Regions from separate parts of the Homo sapiens genome. Here region 2 is linked to region 1. Evidence: read pairs that join two places in POLR2A ChIA-PET (ENCODE). Cell type or tissue: GM12878. All regions are shown on one strand. Links, peaks and the distances in the headings refer to the core of each region. The heading gives the core; the rest is flanking DNA. Region 1 overlaps LOC105379013 (a long non-coding RNA gene). Region 2 overlaps LOC105379013 (a long non-coding RNA gene).

The links. Peaks named below come from ENCODE experiments on the same cell type or tissue, not always from the same donor. Only the 100,000 strongest peaks of a DNase experiment are listed, where the experiment ranks them.
Region 2: POLR2A ChIA-PET joins it to region 1 with 13 read pairs; 2 of 35 experiments call an interaction of 5 or more read pairs at or near these places.

Annotation. Positions count from the first base shown.
Region 1 is chr5:68,519,249-68,535,017 of GRCh38, reverse strand. All of the region lies in intron 3 of LOC105379013 (a long non-coding RNA gene), which reads left to right. It overlaps LOC105379011 (a long non-coding RNA gene), which reads left to right. Exons shown (of 4, transcript XR_001742694.1): 2 at 3,101-3,258; 3 at 8,099-8,204. Among named protein-coding and RNA genes, the nearest start is that of PIK3R1, 310 kb to the right of the region's middle. In GM12878, for the core only: no CTCF peak of the experiment used is centred there; no DNase peak of the experiment used is centred there.
Region 2 is chr5:68,418,166-68,433,934 of GRCh38, reverse strand. It overlaps LOC105379013 (a long non-coding RNA gene), which reads left to right. Exons shown (of 5, transcript XR_007058804.1): 4 at 350-466; 5 at 3,358-7,623. Among named protein-coding and RNA genes, the nearest start is that of PIK3R1, 210 kb to the right of the region's middle. RefSeq lists an enhancer at 1-221. In GM12878, for the core only: no CTCF peak of the experiment used is centred there; a DNase peak (open chromatin) is centred at 8,624; H3K4me3 peaks cover 459 bases.

The DNA of each region.
Region 1 (15,769 bases), core at 4,130-12,129:
GGGAAAGAAAGAAGAACTCTAAAAATTAATTCGGCATTGCCATATGAAACGTCATGGGCCATGGTTGGGCCTTGGGAGTGCTTTATTATTTTCTCCCTGTCTCTAAGAAAAGGTCTGGGTATGGTCCGTGTGGAAGAACAGAAAGCAAAAGAAACAGGGACTCTAAATGGTGGAATGACCCAGGGGAGCTCAGTGGCCCACATACCTCTCATTCCAGTGACCCCAATACCACGGACCCACAGCCATGTGCACCCCCTCCCTGGGCTCTGCATGCTGTGGGGGTGCCCTGGCTTTATCTCTTGGTGACAAAGTGGTGCGATACCTCCTGGCTCAGCCTGGAGAAGCTGGGCAGAGAGGAATCTGTCCCATGGGGCATATATCAGGCTTGGCTGGCCCTGTGGTTAGGAAATTCTCTGCATTTATCTAAAGCAAATAAAAATGTGGGCAGCCTGTCTATTTGTGAAAGGCAGACAAACGCAGCCCAGAGGAGAGAAGAGCCTGTACCCGATGGCTAAATGGAGCGTGGAGCCCTGGCAAGGAGGAGAGAGAAACGCAGCCTGGGCTGGAGGCCATGGGTGGCCCGCCTGGTGGGAACAACATTATTCCGCCCCCTCTCCTGCTTTCTGTGGCTGGGAACACAAAGAGAAAGAGGGTGGGGTGGGGGGGCTTGGCCTCTCTCCCTGCAGAGGTCGGTCCACTGGCCTCTAATGATTATTGTGTTTAATGAATTGCAGCTTGTAAAAGGCTTTGAAGCTAGAAGGCAAAGCCTGAACACTGAGGATTCTTTTTCTTAAATCATTTTATTCTATGACTCGAAAAACAAAATCCCGCTTGAGCAGAGAGCAACAGTCAAGGCTGCCAAACTCCACTTGTGGTAACTTTTTTTTTTTTTTAAACAGCAGTTAAAAAAATATGTGGACTGCAAAATGTGTACAAGCCAAAGCACAAAAAGACAATGGACATGACATTTAGGCAGGAGGTGGGGGAAATGCAAAAGGGACTTCCTCTGGAGCAGTAACAATTAGCCCCATTAGCTTGTGCATAACCCATAAATGTAAGGTACAGGGAAATGGTGGGAGCGAATCATTGTGGTGCCCCTGGGAACATCTCTCTAGGCTGGAACCATCTCACTAACCGGATGTAAAAAGATCATATGGTGTGTGTCTTTCAGTGGCAATTAACCTCAATTATTATCCTATAGTCCATAAAAACAGCTGCATGGAACAGGGTCTGTGAGGGATCCGTATCTAGGTCTGGAATCTCCTCACAGTTCTCCAAGAGAGTGACTATGTTTGGGGCATTTTCAGACATGCTATAAATCCTAACTGGCATTGTTTGCTCCCAGCGATAAAAGAAAGGGTAGCAGGTGTGCCTCCCAACCAACCCTTTATTGCCTGGGCATGTGACAGCATTTTGCGGCACCTCAGTAATGAGCCAGAGAAGAAGGAAAGGCAGATGAATTTGCCAGCATTATTGCAGGTATCTTGAAGGAGAGTTGAGCCCAGCTTTTCAATTCATACAGATCCTTTCTCTGAAGAACCCCTTCCTGATATTGTCACTTTAACACATCTCTGTGGTTTTATTTTGAAATTTTTAAAGGTATGTTGTATTTGTATTTTCCTTTATTAGCATAAAATCAGCATTTCTGCAGATATCAGAATAGTTGCATGCTTGTTCCTTGGAAACATTTAAAACATTTTTGTTCCTCCCCCAGTGTTTTGCTGTTCTCTTCCCTCTTCTCTTCCCCCTCCCCTCCTCACTCTCTTTTCACCTCCTCCTCCTCTTCCCCCTTCCCTACTTCCTCTTTCCCCGACTCCTTCTCCCTCCCTCCCCGCTTTCTCTCTGCTTTTGGCAATTTATTTTTCTAATTCTTTTACACATTTCTAAGGTTTTTACCATTTATATAATCTCATGCTTATTTGCACTTCCTTTTCCCATTCATTTTTAACAAGACTAAAGAAATACTGCATTTGAGTTATATTTGTCCACATCCCTATACTCTATCATCTTGATCAGGTGTCCCTGAGTATCTCTGTTATAGTGTGTTCATGGACAGGTGTTTGTTGCCCATTCTCCTTTCCTACCCTGCTTTAGGTTGTGCTCTGATCTACCCTAAAACCTTTTATGCGTTTCTCATTCTTTCTCAAATCTGTCTTCATTTAAACATTTTTCCTTGTGGCTAATGGGTTTTTTATGTTTTATTTTTTATGTTTTTTATTTTTTTATGTTTTATGTTTTATTTTTTAATGGGTTTAAAGGCCCTGGTTCTATAATCCATGTAAATGCCTTTGTTATTTTTCCATCATACACCCTTTCTTGATTTTCCTTTCTAAGTTGCTTATCTTTCTCCTCCACTTTGCCATCTTTATTTACCATGTGCCTTTCCAAAAAGGCCATATACCATAAAAGAAACAAAATTCTGGGTTCCAGCCTTGACTCAATTAGATCTGAAGCAAATTACATAACCTCTTAGCCCCAGCCTCCTCAACTATGAAATGGAAATTGAAATTGCAAAGCCAAGTTCACGGAGATATGATGATGATTAGATTGAATAGCATAGCTGAAGCCCCTAACTCAGTGCCTGGTATATTATAGGAATATTCAACCACAAAGGTTAGGCTCCCTTTACTGTTTTAGGCCAATCCTGTTCGTTTTATAATTTCTTAATAAGAAATAACTTTCTATGAGTCTTTCAATATAGACAGGTAGAACCTGAAGCCTCATTTCCCATTTTTGTTATGTTCTGACTTTTCAGTATTGAAACAAAAAAATTCTTGGTCTACCAGTAAAGTAGGCTTTGGTCACTTCAAACTTCCTCTTTGAGGAGCACAGCTCCTCACAATAGCTCCATGAGGGCGTTGGAGGCATGAGAACCCTTGTGTTATAGAGGCTCAGGCAAACCACAGAAGTCTGCTCCAGCACTGGGTGTAGTTGTACCCCATTCTGAAAGTCCTCGCAGTCCCAAGTGAATGCGAAAGAAGAGAGGAGTGGCTGTTTAAGGTCCAAGACATGGCTATTATTAAGGGAAGAAGAGTGGGGAAGAGGAGTCATGTTAGCTCCTTGCCCAGTGTAATCAAAGTGCCGGTTGTGTCTATTTCAGGTACAGTCATGTGCCGCATAATGACATTCAGTCAATGACAGACTGCATATATGAGGTGGTCCTGTAAGGTGATAATGGAGCTGAAAAATTCCTACTACTGAACGACATCATAGCCATTGTAACATCATAGCACAACCAATCACCTTTTCTATATTTAGGTATGTTTATTTAGAACTGTATTAGTCCATTTTCGTGATGCTGATAAAGATAAAACCAAGACTGGGAAGAAAAAGAGGTTTTAATTGGATTTATCATTCCACATCTCTGGGGAGGCCTCAGAATCATGGCGGGAGGCAAAAGCCATTTCTTACATGGCAGCAGCAAGAGAAAAATGAGAAGGGTGCAAAGGCGGAAACCCCTGATAAACCCATCAAATCTCTTGAGACTTATTCACTATCACGAGAACAGTATGGGGAAAACTGCCCCTATGATTCAAATTACCTCCCATGTGTCCCTCCCACAACATGTGGGAATTATGGAAGTCCAATTCAAGATGAGATTAGGGTGGGGACACAGAGCCAAACCATGTCAGACCCACAAATACTTACCATTGTGTTACAATTGCCTATAGTATTCTGTACAGTAACATGTTATACAGGTATGTAGCCCAGTAGCAACAGGCTATACCATATAGCCTGGGTGTGTAGTAGGTTAGGTTTATGTAGATTCACTCTGTGATGTTCACATGATGACAAAATCACCCAATGAGGCATTTCTCCGAATGTATCCCTATCATTAAGTGACACATGACTATATTTCATTTCATTGCACTGCATCAGCTTTACTATTGAATCAACCAATGGTTAGCTAATCCATAAGAAAATTGTGAGCAATAACATAAGACAGGGAGAGACAGAGAAAGACAGAGAGAGACACACCCTCACAGAGAAAGAAAAACTCAAACTCAGGTAGTGAGGTCGTAGCTGTTTTGGTGGCTAAGTTCACTGTAGGGTTGAAACGGTGGGGCCAGCGTTTCTCAAGAGACACAGAAATGCAAAGTATTCTAAATTCTGAGAACCTGCCCTAGGACTGTGATGGTGGAGAGAACCACCACAGTAAGATCAAGTCCTGCCCACATGAAGGAGGCATTCACTTTAAAGTAGAGAGCCTCAATTAAGGATGTGTGTCCTGGATGTCCTGAGCCACCGTAAAGAAGTTTTATCTAAACTGGGACATTGTTACACGAGAAATACAGACCTCTAACTCTCCATTTTTTCTGTTTTCCTACCTGGCCTTGGGCACATCAGTCAGTGTTCTCAGATTCTCTTTTAGGAAGTAGGGAAGGGAGGAGTCAGAATAGTGTTCTGTATTTGAAGTTCTTCCCTGAATAAGTAGCCTTTTAAGAGTGTGATTGTGGGTGATCATACTGAGGCATGAGAGCAATGGTTCTCAGAGTTTGAGCCCCTGATCTACAGAATCAGAAATTCTGGGGTGGGACCCAGCAATCCTTGTTTTGACAAGCCCCCTAGGTGATTCTGATGCAGGCTTCAGTTTGAGAGCCACTGAATTTGAGCACAAGGTTTAAGAAAACAGACTATGTTACCTGATTTCTAATGTCAGCTCTGCAATTTACTAATTGTGTGACATCACAGGGCTGTTACAAGTATTAAATGAGAAAATGCCTGTAAACAGGATTTTAACAACATCAGAATTACAGCTGGCACTCAATAGATGGTACTTATAAACTTGGGGGAGGGAATGAGCTGTGAGTCTGCTTGGTGAGAGACTTGCTAAGGGAATTTCTTATTTTTGCATTTCAAACTTCTGTCCACCTTGTTGAACGTCCTGGGTTCTGAATGACATTGTCTTCCTTGTATCTCACTACTATCGACAAAGTGTGGAAAATGTCGTTTTGTGGGGACACTGCTGGTGTATAGAATGACCCCACTAAGAGCAGTGAAAACAGGCTGGCTGACACCAGAGCTGCACCTTATTTTGTCTTTTGAAACTGGGTGGAGGGATCAGGAGTTACCCAGTTTTTTTTCCCTTTGGCGACAATGTTCTTCCTGAACCATGAGGAGTAATGAAGAGAGAAATATCAACATTTTTGTGGTTCAGCTGACATTAAAATGGGAAAAAGCACATCACCAGAATTAGAATGTCCTGTTCATTAGTCACTCTTCCTTCTAAAATTAAAATGTCTCTGCAAGCAGGAAAAGAACAAGCCCTCAATGACCTCATAACTCATTATTTCCAAGGAATATACTTAATTCCCAGCAGAGATGAATCTGGAATCGATTTTCCATTTCTGTCAGCCATTGAATGGCGGCCTCATGGATCCTTCTGAAGGAGAATATGTACTTTTTGTGGGGTTGGCAGGGGCTGATGAAGAGAGCTGGTTGCTGTTGTCGGTGACCTTGTTTGTGGGCAGCTGCTGAAGATCCATTTTCTGTTGCAAGCCATTCTGAGCCTTTCAGAAACCAAGAAGGAGGTACTCAGTCAGGCTTTTTCATTGTAAGGCTTTTCTGTCTTTGCACATGACCACTCTTACAGCTGAAATCCCTTGTCTGGGCCATTAGAAAAAAGTGTGCCAAGCACTAACTGCTGCTAAGGGGTGAGAGGGAAGGGAACTGGAACCTTCATTAACACTAACATAGTCAGAAAGAGGGTCTGTCTGATGATTTCTGTAATATCCTTTGCCTCCACATTCCCTAGACCTCTGAGCTTGAGGTTAACCAGAGCTGTAGCTGAACTATAAACTTTCAGAGGGCCCCCTCCGCAGTGCCAGGTTATACCCATTCCTTAAGCAAGTGGTATAGTTCAGTGTTCCTCTCTGTGGTTAGAACAGAAAAAAATTTCTAGACATGGTTCAAGTATCTCATACTATGACAAGCTGGGTCAATACTAGACACCTATGTGAGTAATATAGCCATTATCACCCCCTCAAAGTCAACAAACTAAGAATGTAGATCATCACAGAATTCAGCAGTGACAAATTCACCCCCAACCTCAGTGAAATGTCTGCTGATTTTCAAATACAGTTTTCATGTTGAATTTACAGTTACCAGCTGTGCAAACATAAGACGATAGGAATGGAAGTCACAAATGAACCACGCCTCAGAAAATGTATACTAAATTTAGCATTTTGTAACTTAATTCCCCATAAATATGCTCACATTCATTTTTATGGCATTAATTAAATTGAAATTATGCTTGGGGCAAATTATTTGCTCAAGGCAAAAAACAAATCATGATTATATGATGCAAAGTCGCTGAATGATGAGTAAATCTATATTTCCTTAGATATATTAACAACCTTAATAAATTGCATTTAAATAGCAGTTTTACATATAACACTCTAATTTGAGCCATTATTTAGCAGCATTGTCTCCCTAGGATGATAGTATAAGTTTCTAGGGACCTGGTCAGGAGACTGTTTCCCCATGGGCCCCTTGCTGACTTGTGTCTTTGTAATAGGATGAATAATAGCCCCCAAAGACATTAGGTCCTAATCCTTGGAACCTGTGAATAGGAAACCAGGCTCTGGGGGCAGAATATGTGAGTTCAAATTTTACCTCTACCACTGCAAGCCATGTAACCTTGGGCATGACTTCTCGGGTTTCAGTATCCTCACATGAAAAATGAGAATTATAATAGTTCTTATCTCACAGGGTTTTTGTAAGGATGCTCTGAGATATACAAGTATATAGCATAATATCTCCCACTAAGATTAGGCACAGATAAGGATGTCCTCTCTCAGTAGTTCATGTTGGAAGTTCCAGCTAATGCAATAAGACAAGAAAAGGAAATAAAAGATACGCAGATTAGGAAGGAAGATATAAAACTCTCAGTTCGCAGAGGACATGATGTAGAAAATCAGAAAGAATTGACAAAAACAAAACAAACAAACAAAACAAACAAAAAACCCTCCTAGAACTAATAAGCAATTAGAGCAAGGTTGCAGGGTGGTCAATCACTTCTATATACCAGCAATGAACAAGTTAAATTTGAAATTAAAAACATTATACCATGTATATTAGCACTCCCCAAAATGAAATAGGTATAAATATAATATATACAATATCTATATGAGGGAAAATACAAAATTCTGATGAAAGAAACCAAAGAACAACTAAATAAATGGAGAGATATTTTGTGTTCATGGGTAGGAAGACACAGTATTGTCAAATATTAGTTCTTCCCAACTTGATTTATAGACACAGCAAAATCCCAGCAAATTTTTTTGTGAACATCGACAAACTGATACCAAAGTGTATATGGAGAAGCAAAACACCAAGAATAGCCAACACAATATTGAAGTTTAGAAGAACAAAATCAGAGGACTGACTTTACCTAATTTCCTAATTACCTTATTTCAAGCCTTACTATAAAGCTACAGTAATCAAGACAGAGTAGTAGCAGGAAAAAAAAAACAAACCCAGATAAATAGATTAATGGCACAGAATAAAGAGCACAGAAATAGACCCATATAAATATTGTCAACTGGCTGGGTGCGGTGGCTTACGTCTATAATCCCAACACGTTAGGAGGCTGAGGCAGGTGGATCACCTTAGATCAGGAGTTCAAGACCAGCCTGACCAATATGGTGAAATCTTGTCTTTACTAAAAAAAAATACAAAAGTTAGCCAGGTTGTGATGATAGGCACCTGTAGTCCCAGCTACTTAGGAGGCTAAAGCAGGAGAATTGCTTGAGCCTGGGAGGCGGAGGTTGCAGTGAGTTGAGATCGCGCCATTGCACTCCAGCCTGGGCAACAACAGTGAAACTCCGTCTCAAAAAAAAAAAAAAAAATTATCAATTGATTTTTTACAAAGGAGCAAAGGCAATACAATGGAGAAGACAGTCTTTTAACAAAGGTGCTGGAATAACTGGACAGCCATGCACACACACAGAAAAGAATCGAGACACAGACTTTACATCTTCACAAAGGTAATGCAAAATGGATCATACACCTAAATGTAAAATACACAATTATGAAACTCCTAGAAGATAACATAGGAGAAAATCTGACAACCTTGGGTTTGGCAATGACTTTTTAGGTACAACACTGAAGGCACCGCCCATGAAAGAAACAACTGATAGGCTGAACTCCATTAAAATTAAAAGCTTTTGCTCTGCAAATACAAGAGAATGAGAACACAAACCGTGAGTAGGAAAAAATATTGCAAAAGATATATTAGATAAAGGACTGTTATCTAAAATATACAAAGCATATAGCACAATGTTTGACCCAGTTAGTGCTCACTAAATATTAGCTATTACTATTATTTGACTATCACTAGTTCGTGTTGCTTCAGAGTCCCTTCATTTCCATCACTTTTCATCAGTTAATTTTTTGTTAGTAGCAGTTGGTTTACGCTAGTTAAGTATGTCTCAGTCAAATCTTGATAGTAGGCTGGCGGATTTCATCAAGAATTTATTGAGCTCATCTTCCAGACAAACCTTGATGACACAGAGGAAATGTGTTTGCTGGACCTGGGGTCATGCAACAGGCCCGTGAAGGCCATCTGCTGTTGGGCATATTGGAGGTAGCAGCAAGAAGAGCCAGCAGCTTACAGGCTCACTTCACTCTACTACCTCCTCAGTGAGAAAATTGGGTGGGGTTAATGACAGTAGGTGCAACCCTCAGGGAGCAGACATGGCTCTGCATCCCCTGGCTATGTAGAGTGGGCTGTGGAGAACCGACTAAACCAAACTAGGAAATAGTACAATTCTAGGGAAACACCTCCTTTCCCTGTCCACTCCCATATCTCGAAGAGTTGGCTTTACAAAGTCTAAATTTCTCTCTCTCTGAAGTTCTGGGGCCCATCTTTTAGAAGCGGTTCCCTCTTGGGGAAGACCTCTGGAGAATCCCCTCTCTCCTTGCCTACCAAGTGCTGTGGGTGCCACCATCCACACTGCCATGGAACTCACAGAGGCAGGGAAGCTGCTCAGGAGCTTCTAGGTGAAGTTTGTGTGGAGTTTGGTTCACAGTAGAGAGTGGGTTGTGTGTGAGTCCAGGGTGGTAGTAATGGTGGCCCTGAGAGTGTGTAATGCATCCTCCACCATCATCCCCACCCCAACATCTCTCTAGTTCTTCCCTCTGGGCCACCTCCTGCTTAAGTAACAAGCTTCCTTCAGCCCCTGTCAAATGAATTAAAGAATAGCTTTAGAGGAATTATACAACGTCATAAATGAAGATTAGTGGGTTTTTTTTTTTTTTGGTGGGGGGGAGTTGAATAGAGTCTTTATTAATGTTAATTTCACCTGCTTCTTTATTTTAAAATTCCAGGGTACATGTGTAGGATATACAGGTTTGTTACATAGGTAAACGTGTGCCATGGTGGTTTGTGAAGATTCGAGTTTTAGAATTTGGGTTTCTCTCTTATTGTTGGGACTATTTAATTGCTTATTAGACACCCATGAGGTGTTGGCAGCATATGGAAGATGTAGGGAGGTTTCCTGATCAGTGGACTTATATTCTTATCAAAAATGACAGAACAGCTGGGCGCAGTGCCTCATGCATGTAACCCCAGCACTTTGGGAGGCTGAGGCAGGCAGATAACCTGAGGTCAGGAGTTCAAGACCAGCCTGGCCAGCATGGTAAAACCCCATCTCTACTAAAAATACAAAAATTAGCTGGGTGTGGTGATGTGCGCCTGTAATCCAGCTTCTAGGGAGGCTGAGGCAGGAGAATTGCTTCTAGGGAGGCTGAGGCAGAAGAATTGCTTGAACCCAGGAGGTGGAGGTTGCAGTGAGCCAAGATCACACCACTGCACTCCAGCCTGGGTGACAGAGCAAGACTCTGTCTCAAAAAAAAAAAAAAAAAAAAAAAAAAAAAAAAAAAAAAAAAGATAATGAAGAGCTGTAACAAAGAGACACATCAGGTAGGGTTAGACAGACCTTCCCAGTAAGTTTTTAAGAGCATTTCATTTCATTTCCCCTTTGCCCTTGGGTCTGTTCCTCTGATCTATCAGCCTTACATCAGTAAGAATGAGGAGCAGGTAAAAGTAAGCGGCAGAGTATTGCATTATATCGTCTCTGAACATGTGGAGCATAATGAAGGCTTTGAAAGAGCAGAGAGAGAGAAGAGTTTGACAAACCAAATTTTAGAGCATGTGCAAGTAAAAGTAATAGTGACTGAGAAAAATAAAGTGAAAGAATGGAGAAAAACATAAAACTTAAGTATTATTGACTTCACTGGCGAAAGATGGGAATTGGGTGCCCGATACTTCACTTGAGGGTTTTAGGCTTTTTGAAGAGGAGGATGAGTCTATGAAAACACAACTAAAAACACAGAGAAGTCTGTGTGTGTGTGTGTGTGTTTTAAGGGACAGAAGCCACCATAATATGGGAAGCTGCTCAAACATGGCAATCCCTGTTCTACCTTCTGCTATTAGCTGACTGCCTCTGTGATAAACCTGTATCAGTTAGAATTAGCATTGGCTGCAAGTAACAAAGTCCCCAGTTCTAGTAGCTTAAACAAGTTAGTTTATTTTTCTCTTGTGTGCAAGTAGAAGGTGGGCAGTCCAGGACTGAAATAACCCCAGTCCTCACAAAGTCCTCAGAGACTTGGGCTCTTCAACTTGCTGCTCTGCTATCTTTAGAGCAAGACCTTTGTCATCGAATAAGGGGGTTAGAGCTCAAGTCATCACATCCAAGTTACCAGCAACATAGTGAAGGGAGGGTTGGCGAGGAAAGGGGCAAAGAGTATGCTTCAGCTTTCTTTTAGGAAGGTTACTGAACCTGCGTGACACTCCCCTCTATTTCCCAGTGGTCAGAAATTAGTGATATGGACACATCTTGTTGCAAAGAAAACCAAGAAACATGGCCGTGAGCCCAGCTAGAAATTTAGGTTCTATTATTATGAAAGAAGGTGATCAAATTGCCATTGTAATTTCCTAAATCTTAGTTTTCAATAGAAAAATGTGTCAACAATGCATCCTGGTGTAGCCTTCTTAAGTATCAAAGTAAGACTGCCATTATATGCAATGTAAAAAGATGTGACTACTTACAACTTCAGGTTGGTAATCAAAGAATCCAGCTTCCTTCCATGATTCTGATAAGTCTGAACAGCTCTTCTCAAGGGTGTCCTAATAGTTACTGAGTTTCCACTACAAATTGGAATAAGAGCCAGGCATAACTGGACTGAAATCCTGGCTCTCCCATTTACTAGCTGTGTGACTGAGCAGACCAATTAAGCTCTCCAAGCCTCAATTTCATCCCCACAATGGGCATGATACCTGTGCCTAAGGATATTGTTAGGACTAGACAGCAATACATATATGAAATACGTGAATACAATTAATAAGACCTTTCTTCTGTTCCCTTCTCTTTTAATATACATTATCCTTTCTCATTTGGAAGCTGCTTTTCTGCTCTCTGACTATGTCTTTCCAAGAAGTCTTTTTCTTTCTGGTATGGATCTTTATCACCCAATTCACATAAAGGGGTAGTACCAGCAGACCCAAGCTATACCACCAACTACAGCAATTGCCATGCTGACATCAAAAACAGGAAATTCACTATAACCAGGAAAACATTCTATGGACTAGTGTTCAACAAGAAACATGCAAAACATACACAGCTATATCTAAGACTTAAATAAATATACACACAAATGAGCAGAGGCATAAGCATTTATATTTTTATAAGCAACAGATCGTCATAGCTGAACCTTACATTTCCTGAAAGAGCTGAAGCAAATATGGTCCCTAAACTAGTTGCACGCTGCAGACTTCAGGGGGCCTAGAGGGACAGAGGACAAGCCGTCAGGCGCCCAGCCTGGCCCCCATGATTTCTCTCCACTCTTGCCCTTGCTAACATTCCATTTTTATTTCTCATCAGTCATGAGGCTCACTAGGAGGAGTATATTTATACTTACTCCAGTTGTTTTCTAGGGCTGCCATAAAAAAGTACCATAAACTAGGTGGCTTAAAACAGTAGAAATTTATTCTCTCACAGTTCTGGAATCTGTAAGTCTGAAATCAAGATGTCATCAGGGCTATGTTCCTTCTGAGAAACACTGAGTGGGATCCTTCCTTGCTGGTGCCTGCCTTCTGGCGGTGGCTGGCAATCCTTTGTGTGGCTTGTAGTTGCATCCCTTTAGTCTCTGTCTCCATTGTAACGTGACGTTTTCCCTGCCTGTGTGTCTTCTCCCCTTCTTATAAGGAGACCAGTCATACTGGTTTAGGGCCTACCCAAATAACTTCATCTTAACTTGATTACATCTACAAAGGCTCTAATTCCAAGTAAGATCACATTCCCCGGTATGGGGGGTTAGGACTTCAACATATCTTTCTAAGGAACACAATTCGATTCAAAACACTTATAGAATTTTGTGAAATTAAAGAGAAACTAAAACAAATTCAAGGTTAACCTTATGCAGATTTCACTCTTAATTGCTTCCTGATAATCTTGATTAGCGAAAAGAATGGAGTGGAGTCATATGCTGCTGACACTGGAAAAGCCAGGACTCTGAGTGAGTTTTGGGAGTGTCTTGAATGTGAATGTCACTATTATCGTATAGGTCCCCCAAAATGAAAGGTTTTCCTCCTGCTTATGGGTGAAGCTGGGGTGTTCAAGGGAGGGAAGAGATGGCCAAGTAGTTGCACAGGTGATCAGAGTCAGGAAGTGGATTGTGCTAGGCTAACATGAGAATATGTGTATGTGCTTAGGAGTGATTGTGTGTGTGCATGTGAATGACTGTGTATAAGCTGTGTGTGTGTGTGTGTGACTGTGTACATATGCAGTGAACTAGCATGTGTGAAGTTTCTGGGAGAAGGAAGTATTGAGAACATTGAGATGTTAACAGCAATTAGGAGGTGGGTAGGGAGAAAAGACTATCATGGGGCAAAGCATCTAACCACACAAAACTAGAATGTGACTTTCTGGTGAAAGGGAACACAGAAGATTCTACAAAATTAGAAACCTACAAGTCTGTGCCAAGTCTATATCCGGTTGCCTTATGCTTCCCTTCCTTCATTATTTAGCATGAGTGGCTATAGGCCAGATCCAATTGTAGTTTTTGCCTCTGACTTTTTTTTAATGAGAAACAAACACTAGTATTTTTTATTCTGTCATATGTAGAAAACTATATCTCTTCTTCTCCCTTTCTTGATTCTGCTCTAATATAAGAACCACCAAACAGATTGAGATCAATCTTGCCAAGAAAGTTTTACTATAAAGATGAAAATGCACAGAGGAATGTTTTAGTCTGAAAATGTAAGGTAGTTAGATATCTACCAAAAGTAGAAATCAGAAATTGTAATGCATGGACACATTTTGTTGTAATTATTTTATTTGCCATTAGCAATGAATCTCAAGCTGTTGAGCAACCAAAAACCCATCTGGGGACTTAGTACCAGTGAATGAGCCATTATCTTTACCTATTCACTTATTCTCAAAGTCCTTTGATGTCACAGTCAAAGAGTTTGACTGTAATGAAATAATGCAAAAGAACAAGATAGAATGAAAAGTGAAACTAGCTTTGAAGCTATTTTTCCTGGAAAAAAATTGTAAGAATTCCCAAGAACGTGGTACACCAAAGGAAGATGAATTCCCTGCAGTCTTGCTGTAATATAAATATGAATCAGAATATGATGCCCTGCATGTGGAAGACACTAAATAAGAAGTTGTTAATAGTGATGGTGGTGGGAGTAGCAACTTCGGATCTGGAATAACTCGAACTCAAAAGAATATTTGTATGGTAGATTTGAAAGGTGGCCACAATTATATGGCCATCACAAAAATATCTCTTTCCACATAATGTTCTTACAATGTGACGTTGACCTACCTTTATTGAGAGGTTGGGTCTATGTTTCCTTCTTCTCAACCTAAGCAAAACTTTGTAACTATCTTGGCCAATGGAAGATGGAAGAAATGATTCTGCATGACTGCCAAAGCTAGGTCATGGAATGCAATATGGCTCTCTCTCTCTAATCCTCCCTCCTTTTATCTCTCCCTTTCTTATCTCTCTCCATTCTCCCTCTCTCCCCTTTTCTCTCTCTCTTTCTTTCTCCCTCTCTCAACGCTTGTCCTTGGAGCCCAATCACCATGATCTGAGGAAGGCTAGGCCACAAGGGGAGGCCATGGGTGGGTGTTCCAGCTGGCAGTCTTAAGTAGGCCCCCAAATGACAGCAAGCATCAATGGCCACACATGCGATTAAATGAGTCTTCAGATAATTCCAGCCCTCAACCTGCAAGTCCTCCAGCTGAGGACTCAGGTCCAGTGCCCTGTCTGGATTTCTTACTAAAGGAACTTATTATTGTTTAAGTCATTAACTTTTGGGGGTAATTTGCTATGCAGCAATGGCTTACCTCCTGGGAGGATTTGGGGATGCACCAGATTCCCCCATCCAGGGAGGCGAGAGCTTCTGCTTCTTGTGGAGTTATCTTGCTGGAATGACGGAAGAGGTCTCCGTCCTGGTGCTCCTTCTTGACCCAGGTCCCATCATTGCCAGGCTCAGCCACTGTCTTCAAACTGAGGCATCTCAGATATGGTTAGAATTCCATAGTCCACTATCAAAATCATTTTTGGTAGGTCACATAGTTTACTTATTTTGAATTTTTGATCATCATGTTGAATAAATAAGTGCTCCTCAACCTGTAATGTGCATACAAATCACCTGGGGTCTTGTTAAAATGTAAATTCTGCTTTAATAGCTTTGGGGTGGAGTCTGAGATCCTGCTTTTCTAATTCCCAGGTGATGCTGAAGTTACAAGTCTGAACCACACGTAGACTATCATAGGTATGGAAGATTGTATGGACAAAGCAAAATTTTGCATAACTCATCCCCAAGGCAGGAAACCAGGGATAGCACTTAATGCCATTGAGCATCTACAATGTGATAAGAATCTTCCTTAAGTATTTCATATATATCACTGTAGTCCTCAGAATACTCCTCCAAAATAAATACAATTTATTTTCCTCACTTTATAAAGAAACTAAGGTTCGTAGAATTTACATAAGTGGAAAAGCCAGGACTCAAACCCAGGACTCACTATGAAATTGTGTCCTTGCCACTATACATTCATCTCTTATGATTCCTAAGCCTGGGATTGGTTCTCTAGTTATCATTTCTCTTTGAATAAAGAGGTGCCTCTGTAACAGTGCTGCCCAATAAACTTCATGCAGCAATAGAAATGTTCTTTATCTATCCTGTCCAATATGGTAGCTACCTGTGGCTCCTGAGAATTGAAGTATGGCTAGTGTGACTGCAGAACTAAATTTTAAGTTTTATTTAATTTTAATTTCAAATGTAAATAGCCATCTATGGCTAGTGGCTGGGACAAGTGGCTAATTGCTGGTGGCTACCGTATAGGACAGCATAGCTTCATAGGAAGAATCCCAAAAAACACTGGGACATTAGGTTTGAAAGGTGCCTTGGATTTTGAGACATTAGGTTTGAAAGGTGCCTTGGATTTTCACTGTGGAATGTGTGCCATGGCTCTCCCTCACATTCAGCATCTTGAGTTGTGCACAATTCTCATCTTTGATTGTGTAGAGTTGTCATCCACAATCTTTCCTTCCCTCTGCTTCCCTTTCCTGTATTACGCAGCATCAAACAACTTCTTCCTTTCGGATTTACATCAACTAAACAGAAGGCCTAACCATGGTGCACGTACTGGAGATACAAAGAGGAACAAACTCCAATTCAGGAGGGAGGAGGGTATGATAGGAGGAACCCCTAAGAGACTGAAATAGCAAGTGGAAACCACTCTTCTATTCT
Region 2 (15,769 bases), core at 4,041-12,040, 100 kb after region 1:
GAAGAGCAAAAATGAGCATCTCAAATAAGAGATGTGGCAGGACAGATCCTTATGGGCCTGGAGAGTTAAACCCACAAAAAGAAAGGGAAGAAAGAGGCAGAAGATCGGGAGGAGGACCATGAGAAAGAACCAACAGAGGCAAACAACTTGAACAAAGATGCAGAGGGAGAATGTGTCGGACTTGTTTACAGGAACCTAAACACGGAACCAAATTTGAATTTTGAAGATCCTTCTCTTTTTCTCTTGCTAGGATGATTAATAGCCTCTAGTGTGAGAGAATTTGTTGTTGTGAGGTGATAAAACTGCTTTGAATGCTATAAGGTATACAACTCTTGTCTCCCTTTTACAGATGAGGAAACTGAGGCACAAAAAGGTGAAGTCCTGAGCTCACAGTCATGCAACCAGCAGGTGGTGAAACACACCTCCAAGCTGCCTGCCTCCTAAGCATCAAGCTTTGTGGCCCAGGGTGAGAACAGATTTTTGTTTTTCCAGGTGGATATTTGAAAGGGAGGAGCTAAGGTTAGTTCACTGATCCTTCTTCCTTCTCTGAACTCCTGATGCAGATTTCCCTTCTTCCATGCTAGATCTTGGTGTATGTCCAGGTGACTAGGATCTCAGGATCTCAGGCAAGTTCTGGTGCTTGCTGCAGGTTGGATAATCTTGTGGACAAAACAGGCTCTAAGTTCAGGAGTCTTATTTTTATGTTGGTCTGAGTTCCTGAGAGAGACAGCAATTAATTTCCTCATTTTCCCTATTTGACATGGACACGAGAACATGAGACTAACAAAGAAACAACCTTTTGCTAGACCATTTTCAGATCCTATGAAAGAAAATGATAAAGAGAAAAGTAGCTCCTGGGGCAAAGTGGAAGCAGATCCTGGAAGAAGTTGCAGGTGGGCTTATGTCAGAGGCGCCCTAGCAGTAGGTGTGCGAAAAGAGAGCAAGGGAAAGATGGGAAGTCCCTCCTCAAGCAGCAAACGCATGTGGCATCCCAGCATGGCTGGAAGCCACCTCTATCACTTCCTTCCGCCAGTGACAATGAAACGGAAAGGGAGCTTGTGACTCACTTCACCTGGCAAGGTGGTGCTGGAACAGGACACTTCCGTGAATCAAGGCTGATTGATCTTATTCTATTTCTAGACACATATCTTACCCAGAGTGCCTCTCCTTCTGAAAGAGTGGCCACCTCATAAAAGTGAAGAGAACACTGTCAGTGGGAATGTAAAACGGTGCAGCCACTGTGGAAAAACTTATGGCATTTCTCAAAAAATTGAAAAGAGAATTACCATATGACCCAGCATTTTCACTTATAGGTATAATATATACCCCAAAGAGTAGAAAGCAGGACTCCAACTGATGTTTGTACACCATGTTGATAGAGCATTATTCACAGTAGCCAAAAAAATGGAAGCAACTCCAGTGTCCATTGATAGATGAGTAAATAAACAAAATGTGAAATACACATGCAATGGAATATTATCCAGCCTTAAAAACGAAGGACAGTCTGACATATGCTTTGACATAGATGAACCTTGAGGACATCATACTAAGTGAAATAGGCCAGTCACAAAAAGACAAACACTGTATGATTCCACTTACGTAAGATATCAAGAACAGTCAGACTTTTATAAGGGAGGGGGAAATGAGGAGTCGTTTAATGGGTACAGAGTTTCAGTTTTGTAAGATGAGTTTTGGAGATTACATTGGTTGTACAATAATGTGAGTATACTTAACACATTGTTAATGGTACACTTCATAGTTAAGATGGTAACGTTTATGTTGTGTGTATTTTATCACGATGAAGCAATTTTAAAAGTTTAACAAATGAAGAGAAAGCTTGTTTCTGTCTGCTACTTGAGTGTAACTATTTGAATTGACTTGAAGGAGGAAGCTCTGGGCCAGTGTGGAGCTTGAGCATAGGCACAGGAGAAAGGGAGACTGCAGACATTGTTTCTTGATCTGAAAAGGAAAACACGGTTCTGCAGTTGTGACAAGCTAAAGGAGACTGGAAGCTTCCCTGAGAGTGAGCTACTGAGCTCTTGCCCCCCTCCTTCTCAGAGTTCTCCAAGGACACACATCTCAGTGTCCCTGCCTAACCCTACCGCCCCAGCAAAGCCCTGGTCCAAACAATGAAAGATGCCTGTTTGAACTTAGGACAATCCCATGGTTTGCTTATTGGACACTTACTAAGGATTTCACTGGCATCTGCTGGTTGTAATTCTCTTAGCCTCCTTTAAGGAAGGTCTTGTTACTATGCCCATCTTTTAGATGAGAAAACTGAAGCACAGAGAGCCTTTGAGATCCATCTGATTTAAAAGCTGCTACTTTAATAGATCTCTAATAAATAGACATCTTCTGTGATTGCATTAAATAATTTTTAACAAAAATGAAGCAATTCAGTTAAAGATAATATCCAAATGACCAGCTTTACTGGGGTGAAGGCTAAAAGGAATGAGCAGGTTGCCATTAGGGAATGAGCATGTGCGTGTGATGAAGAAAGGTAAAGAGGTATTCATAGTCTAAAGCATTTAGTTGAATTCTTGTGGTTTAGAAACATTAGGTTAGAAGTAGTTAACCAAGTGGAAAAAAAAAAGACACTCAAAACCACCACACTGTTTTTGGCACAGTAATATAACCTGGTAAGTGTACTAAAAATTACCCATTTGGTGAAGGGTAGGGATGCCCCTAAAATAGAATTTCCATTGGCACCTCTTCTTTATGTTCTGCCTTTCAGCTTTATATACCTTCAAGTTACAGGAAAAGCTCTGCTGAGCACTCTTGGATATTTCAGACTTTTCAATGTGACCTCTCTAAAAACCTCCCCCACCAATCAAAAATGCACAACCAGAAACTGTTTCTGCCACAATAGTTCCAAGTTCACATCAGTTACATTTTGTTTTGTTTTGTTTTTTGAGAAGGGGTTTTGCTCTTGGTGCCCATGCTGGGTGGCATGATCTTGGCTCACTACAACCTCCACCTCCTGGGTTCAAGCAATTCTCCTGCCTCAGCCTCCTGAGTAGCTAGGGTTACAGGTGCCTACCACCACAACTGGTTAATTTTGTATTTTTGGTAGAGACGGGGTTTCTCCATGTTGGTCAGGCTGGTCTTGAACTCCCAACCTCAGGTGTCAGTTACATTTTTAGAGGATGAAATGGTACACTTTGGGTTTAAAAATCCATTGTAAAGGAGATGCTTTTTCAAACTTTAAAAAAGAAGAACCTGACATTTTTCAATCCAAAATGGACTGACAAACATTCTTTCAGTTCATCTTGTTTAAATAATGAACATCAGAAGCCTATTGTTTAGTATTTTTCAAAAAATAGTAGCATTCTCAAGATTTGTTTTTGTTTTCAACAGATCTACTTCATGCTCCAAATATTCATGGACCTTCCCAGGACCTCAACAAAACAAAACCATGAAGAAAAACCTTGACATGAACCCCAAAAAAACCCAGTCAGCAATATTTTAAGTTAAATTTTGAAACAAATCCAAACGGGTTCCTCCCCATAAATCTACCAGTAAATTGTGCAGAATCAGAACTGAAGCCATGCCCTTTCTTAAAGTATTGAATTAGAATAAATGAGAACATCTAAATATTTTCCAAATTCATATTCCAGTTATAATATTCAAGTTTCTTAGTTTCTCTCTGTTCACATTCAACATGAAATAGTCCCATTAGTCAGTAGCAAGAGCTGCAACATTTCTACAGGTACTAAAGGATGTGATCAGAGCAGGGAAGATGGCCAACAAGATGATGCCACTCTAGCGGGTGCCCATCCAAATCATAACCCATGAATACTGCGGCTTTATTATCTTGGACAACAGAAAGCTGATCTTGTAATTGGATGATCACCCCTGCTTGCATGCTTTCGAGTAGTTACGTATGACAAAAGGAGCTACTGGTTTTGTGATGATGGGTTTCTGGGTAAACCCTAGATGCAGAAGCAGCTTTTAAGCATAGCAGAGCAAGAGTCAAATGGTTCTGAAAAAAGTTTTAACTCTGAGATGACTTCTCCCCGCTTCTTTCACTCTACCCTCTCAATCCTAGAGCAAGTGAGCAGAGTAGGTAAAGCTGTTTCCTCCAGAAAGATGATCCATATTTTAAACAGCTCTGTGAATGGGGCACTAAGACTCAGAAGATCTGGTTTTCAGTTCGCATTCTGCCTTTAACTGGTCTTGAAAGTTTGGGCAACTCAATTATCTCATGGAGTCAGTATTTGCATCTGTACAGTGGGGATATGAATACCTGTCTTACCTACACGGAGCTGTAAGAGCAACAGAATGTGAGCTGGCATGATGTTATTATATGTATCACCTTGGTTATTTTAAAACATGCTTGATGTATTAGCCTCTCTGTTTCCTCTTGAGTTTTCCTGCAGAGATGTCTTTTAAACCAAGCATCACTCTCCCAATCAGAGACAGGGCTAACTAGATAGACAAATGAGAAAGAGAAGTCGGGGATGGGATGGGAGCACAGCCAATGCAGAAACAGTCATGTGTATTCTTCTAGACAGGTGAGCAGAGACATTTTCAGGATTTCAGGGGGGCAGGATGGAGACATGGGGGAAGCTTCTGGGTCAGTTCTTGATGGTGTGGCTTCAGTATGTAGATGCACACATTCTCCTCTAAGTCGAAAAGAATATACTGGGGGTTTCCATTCTTTTGGATTTTCCAGGCTTCTAACGACCTCCACCATTCCCAGTCCAGAGGAGGTCATGGGATGATAGAAAGTGGGAGCAACCAGGGCATGTGCCTTTTCATTTCGCAGTGGAGGGGCTGAGGCTTGGAAAGAGGGCCTGGCTTAGGGAATACAGACTTCAGCTCAGAAAATCTAACAGGAATTCTCTTCTGTGACTGCTAGACAGGCTTGAAACTACTTAGCAATATTCTGATTTTTTTTCTCTGCAATATCAATAAGGGTAAGCACCCAGTGCCTTCTGGCAGCACCCCCAGAAGCTGCCACCTACAGGACTCCCTTCCCTGCTGGCCGGCCCATGGGCACCCTGTGAGGTGAGCCAGGGCTGCTTCCCAGCAGAGGAAGGCCGAGCCACCATGCAGCCCTGATTTGTCTGTATGAAGGGGCAGAAATTGATGGCCCACACAGCTCGAGCTTTTGCATTTGCGAGAGAAAAATGTCTTCGTAAAAACAACAAGAACAGCAGCCTGAAATAAAAGAAACAAATGGCATCCAGTCAGAGCCCAGGTTCCCTTCCAAACCCACACCCACACACACCCCTGCGCCTGTTTCATGCTTCTCAGCATGAGGCGCTGCCTCCAGTGCTTCTTTCAAAATACTGCTGAGAAAGTGCCACAGGACTGTCACGTCGACAAACTGTTCAGTCCCCCGTTTGAAGCTGAGAGGTGCCAGGCAGAAACTGGGTTCAATTAGACATGATGGAAAAAGGGAGAGGCCCTCCCTGGCCCTCGCTCAGGCCCCTGAGGTGTGCATTACATCTGGCACAAGAATTGCCCAGAAGGGAGGCCCTAGGCTGCCTAGCGGTTCCCAGGTCTTCTGCCCCACTATCAGCTTCTCCCTTGCTTCTGCCTAAGCTATCAGGAGCCTGCAGGCAGCCTGGACCTTGGGGCTTGCACACATGAGCTTCAGGTCTGATTAGAAAGGAAGCTGGGCTCCTTCTTCTTTTCTACTGAGGCCTGTTTGGAGAGCATCCTGGCCAACACATGCGTAGGGGATCACAATGCATTACTTAGAATCCCTCCATCCTGGCTTGTGCCTCAAGTCCTTCCCTTCTGTTTCCACACGCCCATGCACGATTTTTTAGACTTGAAGAAAATTAATTTGTATTTATAACTAAAAGGATACAGCACTTATAAGTGCAATGGTCAGTATTTTTTTCTGCCTCATTTTCTATCCGATATTTTCTGTGATGATTTGACTTTTATTTGTATATTATAAAAAGCATCTACTGGGCCAGGTGTGGTGGCTCATGCCTGTAATCCCAGCACTTTGGGAGGCTGAGGCGGGCAGATCACTTGAGGTCAGGAGTTTGAGACCAGCCTGGCCAATACGGTAAAACCTTGTCTCTACTAAAAATACAAAAATCAACTGGGTGTGGTGGCAGGCGCTTGTAATCCCAGCTGCTCGGGAGGCTGAGGCAGGAGAATCGCTTGAACCTGGGAGGTGGAGGTAGAAGTGAGCCGAGATCACACCATTGTACTCCAGCCTGGGCATCACAGTGAGACTTTGTCTCAAAAAAAAAAAAGCATCTACTGTGTGTCTCTGAATTTCTTAATAAGTATTTGCAAAACAAATCATACATTTCAGCTTGCAAACTAAAAAAAAAAAAAAAAAAGGGCAATATGTGCTGGATTAGTTAAATGGAAATGGCCAGCCTTCAGTAAAACAAATGCTTATTAAGCACCTACTATTTGCCAGTCCCTGTGGGAGAACACAAAGATGTGGAGACACAAAGATGAAAAGGCACATGCCTGCCTCCTAAAAGTTTAAGTTATCCTCAAACTTCCACTCGATGTGAGAACACAAATGATTCTTAACAGTGTTTAATTCCCAAATGAATTTTTTAGAGGAATGAGGATGTGTGAGTATCTGTATACATCTATACAAGTGTCAGGGATCTAAATGTGTAGCTGGCAGCATTTAGAAAAGAACAGGCTAGATGCAGTGGCTCTTGCCTGTACTCTCAGCACTCTGGGAGGCCAAGGTGGGCAGACTGCTTGAGCCCAGGAGTTTGAGACCAGTCTGGGCAACATAGCAAGACCCTCTCTAGACAAAAAATTAAAAAGTTAGCTGGCATGGTGGTGCACACCTGTGGTCCCAGCTATTTAGGAGGCTGAGGCAGTAGGAGGACCTGGGATGTCGAGTGTAACAAGGCTACAGTGAGCCTTGATTGCGCCCCTGTACTCCAGCCTGGGTGACAGAGTGAGACCCTGTCTCAAAACAAACAAACAAAAACAAAATAAAAGAAGAACAAATCCACTTTACCCAACTACAAGCTGTAAGCTCTCACAATGCTCAGGTCTAAGTACATGATGTATTTATTTCCTAGATACCTACTGTGAAGTGTGGAACAAAGCCAAGTTCTATTACATATTTGAAAAATCCAGGTGACAGGAAGAGGATACAAAGATGGAGTAAGCTCCCCGTGTCACCTCGTGGGAGGTAGAAGGGATCAGGGTAGGGAGTTAACAAGAAAACTAAGAAAGGGATGATGAGACTGAAATGGAAAAGTAGATCAGTGATTGCCACAGTAGAGTGTAATAAAAGCAATATAAGATCTTCTCTTTCTATTTATGTTCGTTAAAAAATAAAAGACATTAGGCTTGACTACCATTTAACAGATTGTCCGTAGTACATGTGTATAATGTGTGTGTGTATAAACACGGTGTAAGGAGCCTGACTGTCTGAGATTGTATTGTGCCGAGCCTAAGTTAGCCACATGGATGGACAGAAGCCATGTGGAGGAGCACCAAGGCACCACACAGGTGTGGGAATCCTCCTTAGATCTTGTAGCTCAGCTAGCCACCACCTGACTATAGCTGAGCGAGTGACCCAGCCATCCTCACTGGAACAGAAGAGCCAGCTGAACCCTGCCTGAATTCCTATGCCACTGATTATGAGAAGGAGTAAATTATTGTTTTAAGCCACTAAGTTTTGGAGTGTGGTTTGTTTCACAACAATAGATAACAAAACGATCATATTCTTACAGTTTGGTAATTAACCCTAGAGACAAACATATTTATCAAGATTTCTCTCTTTACATGATGGCACCTTAAATGTGAAAAACAAAATTCTGATGGTCAAGAGTATGTAGTCAATGAAATCTGACGGCTAGGCTAAGCCCAGAAAACAATGAGGCAGCCACAACAAATTAACAAAGTATTATTTTTAAAAATTTATTTTTGAGACAGGATCTCACTCTGTCATCCAGGCTGGAGTACAGTGGTGGAATCTCAGCTCACTGCAGCCTCAACTTCCTGGGCTCAAGCAATCCTCCCGCCTCAGCATTCCAAGTAGCTAGGACTACAGGCACTCACCACCATGCCCTGTTAAGTTTTGTATTTTTTTATAGAGACGGGGTTTCACCAGATTTCCCAGGCTCATCTTGAACTCCTGGACTCCAAGAGATCCTCCTGCCTCAGCCCTCCAAAGTGCTGGGAATTCAGGCATAAGCCACTATGTCAAGCCCAAAGTATCGCCTTAAAAGAGAAGTTGCATACAGTACAGAAGACTTAGAGTGGGAGGTATTTTACAATAATCAGGAATCTATGCACAGGTAATGTTTTTTACCTCTTCCTTTGGCAAAAGTTTTATCCCTTCCAGCCTTTGGAGTTCTTTCTTTAGCTGTATCTGACAGCTTCTCTGTTACCCTCTTCCCTTTTATTATTGGGGGCTGGATGCCTGGAAACCACATTTTCCAGCATCTTTGCCAACAGAGTTCCAGATCATATACTGACATGAGATTAAGAAGGTACAAGAGAGGTAGAAGCCACATAATGCTACTCTGCAGAAGAGAGCAAATGTGTGGGTTTCAGCAAATACCAGATTTTGTATTGGCTCCCCGACATCTCCCTGTGAATCATCAACGTCAGTGTTAGAAACAGATGATACCATCACCAGCAGTTTCCTGTAGTCCCTGAAACCTTCTGTCTCTGAAAGCTAGCAGCAAATTTGAAAGTTTGTGGCTTTCCCTGAACTTCCTTCCTTGAACTTTCACCCTTGACCTTTCATAGCCCTTACAGAAGTTTTGTATGCATCCACTTCCTTGTATTAAGTTCTTTTCCTGCCTGAAATACCTAGAGTGGTTTCTGTTTTCCCTTCCTACTTCTGATTATATAAGTCCAAATCTCATTTAGACTTAATGAAAGTCAAGATACAGAATTTCTCTTTACACACACATATGCATTTTACAAACAGCTACAGACCTCCATAAAATGTGCAATGTTAGGCCAGGTGTGGTGACTCATGCTTGTAATCCCAGTGCTTTGGGAGATTAAGGTGGGAGGATTGCTTGAGGCCGGGAATTTGAGACCAGCCTGGGCAACATAGCTAAACCTCGTCTCTACAAAAAATAGAAAAAATTAACGAGGCACAGAGGTGCATGCCTGTAGTGCCAGCTGCTTGAGAGGCTGACGTGGGGGGATCACATGAGCCTGGGTGTTCAAGGCGCAAATTTTATTTAAAAAAAAATAAAATTTGAAACAGAAATACACATAATACAGCATAAAGGGGGATGCATATGGAGGAATCATAGAATGGAAATAAGAATTAATAAAAGATATAGTTGAGGCTCTATGGAAAGGGAAAATTAGTATTTTTCCTTCCAGTTAATCAAAGTTTTATAGGTAGGGTTACCAGATTTAGCAAAGAGACAACAGGTTACCTAGCTAAATTTGAATTTCAGATAAACAATATTGTAGGCAGAATAATATTCCACAAAAGATATTTATGTTCGAATCCTTGGAACCTATGACTATATTATGTTACTTGGCAAAAGGGACTTTCAGATGTGATTAAAGATATGAACCTTGAAATGGGGAGAATAGCCTGGATTATCCAGGTGGGCCAAATCTAATCAAATAAGGTCTTAAAAGTGGACAACTTTTGCCAACTGCAATCAGAGAGAGATCTGACTAAGGAAGAAGGATCAGAGAGATGTAACATTGCTGGCTTTGATGATGAGGAACAGGCCATGAACCAAAGAGTGTGGGTGGCCCCAGAAGTGGGAAAAGGCAAGAATACACATTGTCTGCTAGCACCTCCAGAAAGGAATGGGGGCCTGCCCTGTTGACACCTTGATTTTAGCGCAGTGAAATGCGTATTAGACTTCTGAACTACAGAACTGTAAGGCAATAACTTTGTGTTGGTTTAAAGCCACTAAGTTTGTGATAATTTACTAGAGCAGCAATAGAAAATGAATACAAGCAACAGAGAATTTTTTAGTATGTTTGGTCCATGAAATATTTAGAACACGCTTATCCTAAAAATTATTTCTATTTTGAAGTTAAAATTTGACTGAATACTGTATTTTACCTGGCAATCCATTTTATAGGAACCTGAGATTCCAGAGCTCTTGTACATCTCTGCCTCTATCTATCTATTCATTTCTATATCAGTTTGGGGAACTTACTATGTTGCAGGCAGTAAAAATAGGCAATTTACCTATGGTATTTCATCTAACTCTCACAACTCTTTGGTGTAGGCACTAATTATTGTGCCTGTCTTATAAACAAGGTAACTGAGTCTATGCAAGGTTAAAGAGTTTGTTCGAGGTAGTACAGTGGAGGAGCTGGGGGTGGCTCGGGTCTGTCTGAGTGCAAAGCCCATGCCGCTAAGCTCTGTGTCTACCTGGCTAGGCTGTCACTTCATTCCTCAGTTTGCTTTCATTCCCAGGGCCCCAAAAGTTAGCCTCTATTGTTGCTTCCACATTCTCCCCACCCACTCTCTCCCATAGACCAGTCATCTGATATCTGTCCCCACCTCTTTACAACAGGGAAACTGCTTTCTCAAAGGTCACCGATGGCCTCTAATCTGCCATCATTTCTTAGTCATCCTTCTCTTGACCTTCTCTGTAGCATGTGGCTTTGTCGTCTCCCTCCCCACACATGCACCGAGCTTTTCTCTTGTACTTCTCTGAATCTCTGATTATTGCTTCTGTCTGCTTACTCATCTCATTCTCCACAGTGGTATGGGAAGCCTGGTTCTGTTCTTCCTCACTCTCATTTTCTCATTTTAAAACTCCCTTGGAAATCTCACTCATGGTCAGGCTTCAACTTCCATCTCTGCTGATGATGCCCCAATGTTACCTTCAGGCCTGCTTTCTCTCTCTCCAGCTGTCATCTCATATTTCTACAATTGCCTGCTGGACAACCCCAGACAGACAATTAAAATCAGGCCCACCTCCACCCCAGCTTACCTGCCCTTCCTCCCCGGTATGAAGGGTCTGGTGCTCTCCAGATATGGGGTCTGAGTCCATTTCATTTTTGACTCTTGCTTTTTTTCCCTAAATGAAGTAACCGAGTAGTTCCTGGTCCCAGTGTGTTGTTCATGATACCTTTTGCATTCCTTTCTTTCTCTCTCTGGCTGCTCCCACTGGTCGGGCTCCTGTGGCCTCACACTTGGACTGCAGCCTCCTAAGGTCCTTGAGCTTGCCACAAACCTGGGAGACATTACAGCCTGGGCTTCACTCTCAAAACAGATTCAGCCCCTCCAAGATGGGGTCGAGGCCACAGATGTTTGTAAGTCTCCCCAGGTGTGTTAGCTTTCTATGGCTGTTGTAGCAGATTACGACCAACTCACTGGTTTAAAAGAACACAAATTTATTTTCCTACAGTTGTAGTTCTGTAGGCCAGAAGTCCAAAATGGGTTTCACTGGGGTAAAATTAAGGTGTTGTCCTCCGGACGCTCTAGTGGAGAATGCATTTCCTTTCTTTCCCCATGCTTGTTCATAGCCCCATCTCGTTGCGTTTTCTCCCCCTACTTCCCTTGTCACTCAGCCTTCTTCCTCTGGTGTAAAGTCACATCTCCTTCTGCCTCCCTCTAGAGGGATATTTGTTATTACATTTAGGGCCCACCTGGATAACCTGGGGTACTCTCCTCCTCTCAAGATCCTAAACAACATCAGCAAAGTCTCTGGCCACAGAAACAAACATTCACAGGTTCCCAGGATTAAGTCCTGGATAACCCTGGGGGCTGGTGTCAGCCTGTTACCTCAGGTGACTCTAGTTGGCAACCAAGCTTGAGAACTACTTTTGTGACTGAGCATCCTTTCTCCGTGCTTGTCTCTCAATCCTCTTGCTAGCCATCGTCTTCACACACCCTGTGTCTTATGACATGCTTCTGAGTGCCACCACAGTTCCCCTCTGCCCTTAGAACACATCGCAAACTCCTCAGCCTAGAACACAGCCCAGCTCGCACAGACATGAGGACTCCTTACAGACACGTTATGCTCTACCGCTCTCCCACATAAACGCTCGGCTTCAGGTAAACTGGTTTTCTCAGAATATACTTGGCATTTGGAAGGGCTTATTTTGTTGGTCCTGTTTCTCCAACGTTAAGCCTTTTCCCATCCTGCTCTGCTTACTCAGAGCTAACCCTGGTGTCAAGACATGTTAGCTTCCTCAGGCTGCTGTGATATATCAGACTGGTTGACTTGAATGGCAGAAAGTATAATCTCACAGATCTGGAAGCTAGAAGTCTGAAATGAAGGTATCAGCAAGTTTGGTTTCTATGGAGGGCTGTGAGGGAAGGATCCATCCAAGGCCTTTCTCCTTGGCTTGCAGAAGGCCATCTTCTTTCTATATGTGTCTCTTTCCAAATTTCCCATTTTTATAACTAACCAGTCATATTGGATTAGGCCCATCCTAATGAACTCATTTTTAACTTGATTATCTCTGTAAAGACCCTATCTCCCAATAAGGTCACATTCTGAGGTACAGGGGGTTGGGCTGTCAACATGAATTTGGGGGGATACAATTTGACCTGTAACACTAGCCTATCATAGTCCTCTTTGTTTACTGCTGTCTTTCCTCCTCTGCACCACAGGCTGAAGTTCTCTCCCTCGTTTAAACAATACAGCTATCCCTGTCCATTCATTTGGAAAAAGGACACATGAAGCCTTGATTGCGTCTCTTTGGTTGTTGTCTTTGAACAATTTGTGCATGTGTGGACGTGCATGTATGTGTGTTCTCTCCAAATAGAATATGAGCTCCTTGAAGATAGCCATTGCATCTTCTTAATCTCATTGTGCTCATGATACCTATGATGCATGTGTTTGGTAAATGTATTTTTTTTTAATTTCAGAAAACTTGAGAGTTTAGTTTGGGGTGAGGAGTGGACAGATAAATGATCTGATATTGTATAGCATTGGATGAGCGATCTCTTCAATATCTTTGTTGGAGAGAATCTAAAAGAATGTGGTCAGGTGGCCTGGTACCTCAAAGCTACAAGCTGACCAAAGAGAGGAGGAGAGAGGAGAGAGAGAAAAGACAGTAAAGTCTCTAGATACTCAGATGAATTCATGTAAAAACCGGCTGAGTCCGGTTAACAGTATTTTCATCAGCATCATCCCTGACCTCAACAACCCTGGCCCTACCCTCCAGTGACAGCGTGGTGCTTTGGAGGGCTTATCAGGCTGACACAGGCACCCCGAGTCAGGCACTCTGCCAACACCTTGCTGGGTGGCCTTGCATCGCCCTCTGTTTTTTGAGTACTCCTCTGCCTACCAGGCAGAAACGCCCTGGTCACTTCCACAGAAGCAGTGTACAAATTAGTGAGTAGGGGACTATCAGGTGGGGAAATGTAAAGAGTTGTCAGGATTTATGTCCTTAGCGTGAGAGTCTAGAGAACCAAAACTTGAGGAGTCTCCCATATTAAAAAGATGTGCTGGAGCACACATGTGTGTCACTCCTGCAGAGAGGAATATAGCCAAGCCCCATTAAGAAAATCATGAGGCAGAGACTTGAATCAACTTCTATAAACTTCTTTTACCTTGAAATGGCTCAGAATTGTAAACACCTGTATTTCATCTGGATTATCTGGACAAATCGCTTAGCCGTTCCTGCATCCCACCCCAGTCTCCAGTGGGACCCTGTGGCTTCTCTACACTTATTTGACATTTCTAGGCTCCAGTTCCTGCTTCTTTAGTTTCAGCTTTGTTTCTCCTTATCATGCCCAGGTCACACCAGCTGTCCCTTCCTGGTGTTGACTCTGGGAGAGATAGAAGCCTGCTCCAGCTTCATCCCAAGCTCCCCATAGGTGGGGGCTTTCCAGGGACTTTTTTAGCTCGATGCCCATATCAATTTCACAACCTCCCGAGGGGAGCCTGGGCCCCCAGGAATGGCTACCTCCTCTGCTGCCATTCTTATGTGTTTACCAAGTCTCATGTTGGTCTCCTCCTTTCTTGCTGCAGCTGCCACACTCAGAGAAGGAAGAGGAATCTTCAGGCATCAGATGCTTGCTTGAGTGGGCTGCCTTTCCCTCTAAGGGCTCTGAGAGTGGGGTCGGGTTCTTCCCCACGGCCTCTAGCACTACTGGAGCAGCTGGAGGTTATTTTTGCAGTAGGGGCATTAAAGGAACAAGAAGTACAGTTGCCCAGGGCTTTCCTCCATGTGTGACTGCACAGGAGGTCAGAGGTTAGGGTGGAGCAGGGCAGGCTGAGTCAGCTCCGTGGAAAGTGAGCTGGGCTGCTGTCAGCCTGATCCACATACTTTCTCAAAGCCCCCTCCGTCTGCTCTTTCCTTTCAACCTCTAAGCTTATTCCCAAGAGACTATGGGTCTGGATTATCTCATTTTAGTCCACCAAGCTGTTCAAACAGCTCTTAACATTTGACCTTCCCTCACCCTATCTTATGCAGATTTGGAACATAGTTTCTTTCTCTGTTCTCTATCTAAATGATCTACCTAGCTTTAATATGCATGTGCTATAAATTCTTTATTGTTCGTGCATAGATGTAATCTCTCTTTTTATATGTTAGTATATCTTTGTGTAATCATCCATATCAGTGCTATGGCAACATAGTGAGATCCTGTCTCTATAAAAATTTTTTTAAAAAATAGTCAGATGTGGTGGTACATGCCTGTACTTAGGAGGCTGAGGTGGGAGGATCACTTGAGCCCAAGAGGATGAGGCTGCAGTGAGCTGTGATTGTGCTGCTGCACTCCAGCCTGGGTGACAGATTGAGGGCGGTGGGTGGGGGAAGAGGGGAGTTAAGCAATTTGCTTCATACCAAATTGCGTTCTGTAATTTTAGGTTTGTATGCAAGGAACAGAAAAATCCAAAATTAACAATCTTAAACAAAATAGCTCAAGAAAAATGAGTGGGTTTCTCTCGTGTAAAAGAGTGGAAAAAAGCAGCACTGGGTGGGTAAGGGGGATCTGCTCCTGGAAATCCTCAGAAAATAGTTCACCGTGCTGTTACCTGTATAGTGTGGCCTCATTATCATAGTCCAAGGTGGCATCTGTTTCCAGGCAGCAGGAGGGGTGAAATGTTGAAAAGGCAAAGAGCATATGTCAGCCAACTCTCATATGAGGGTCCCAGAAGTTGCTCTAACATTTTTGCTTACTTCTCATTGACCAGGACTTAGTCACATGACTACACTTAGCTACAAGGGAGGCAGGGTAACGTGGCAACATGGTCTTTATTTAGGACAATCTTGTGTCTGCTGAAAATTCTATTACCAGAAAAGGTGAAAATGAATAGTAGAGGACAACTGGCAGGCTCTGCCACAATTTTTTAAAAAAATAAATTTTGGGGGGCGTTTGGTGGAATGAAGACTATGTATTTCTAAGAAGCAAACCAAAGATTTGTCCCTAAAGTACACATCATTACCTGTCCAGATACAAACACACGAATTTATATATATGTAAATACTTGAGCAATAGAATTATATTTTAAGTCAAGTAGACAGAGTAAAGAGTTTATTGGGAACATTTTTAAGCTATTTCTATAAATAGGAATGACTTGTCCTGGAATGTTTCCTTCAGGATTGCAATAATCTTCTGAGCCATTAAGTTAGTCAATGACCTTGAGCAGCTCAGCTAGGCACCAGATGATGAAATCTCTGATATCTCTGGGGTCCCGGTTGGCAGAATCATTTCAACTTAGTGCTAGGGAACAATGGCCCATGGACTAGCAAGTCTGCATATTCCCTCATAGAAGAGTAATCTATTGCGGGAGACTTTGACACCTAAGTTTCGGCAAGCTGTGGGGAAAGTATGAATACATGTGTGTTGGTACTTGTGCAGACTGGAAATCTGTCTTCAGGAATTAAATGAAGCACTGCATGAAATAAG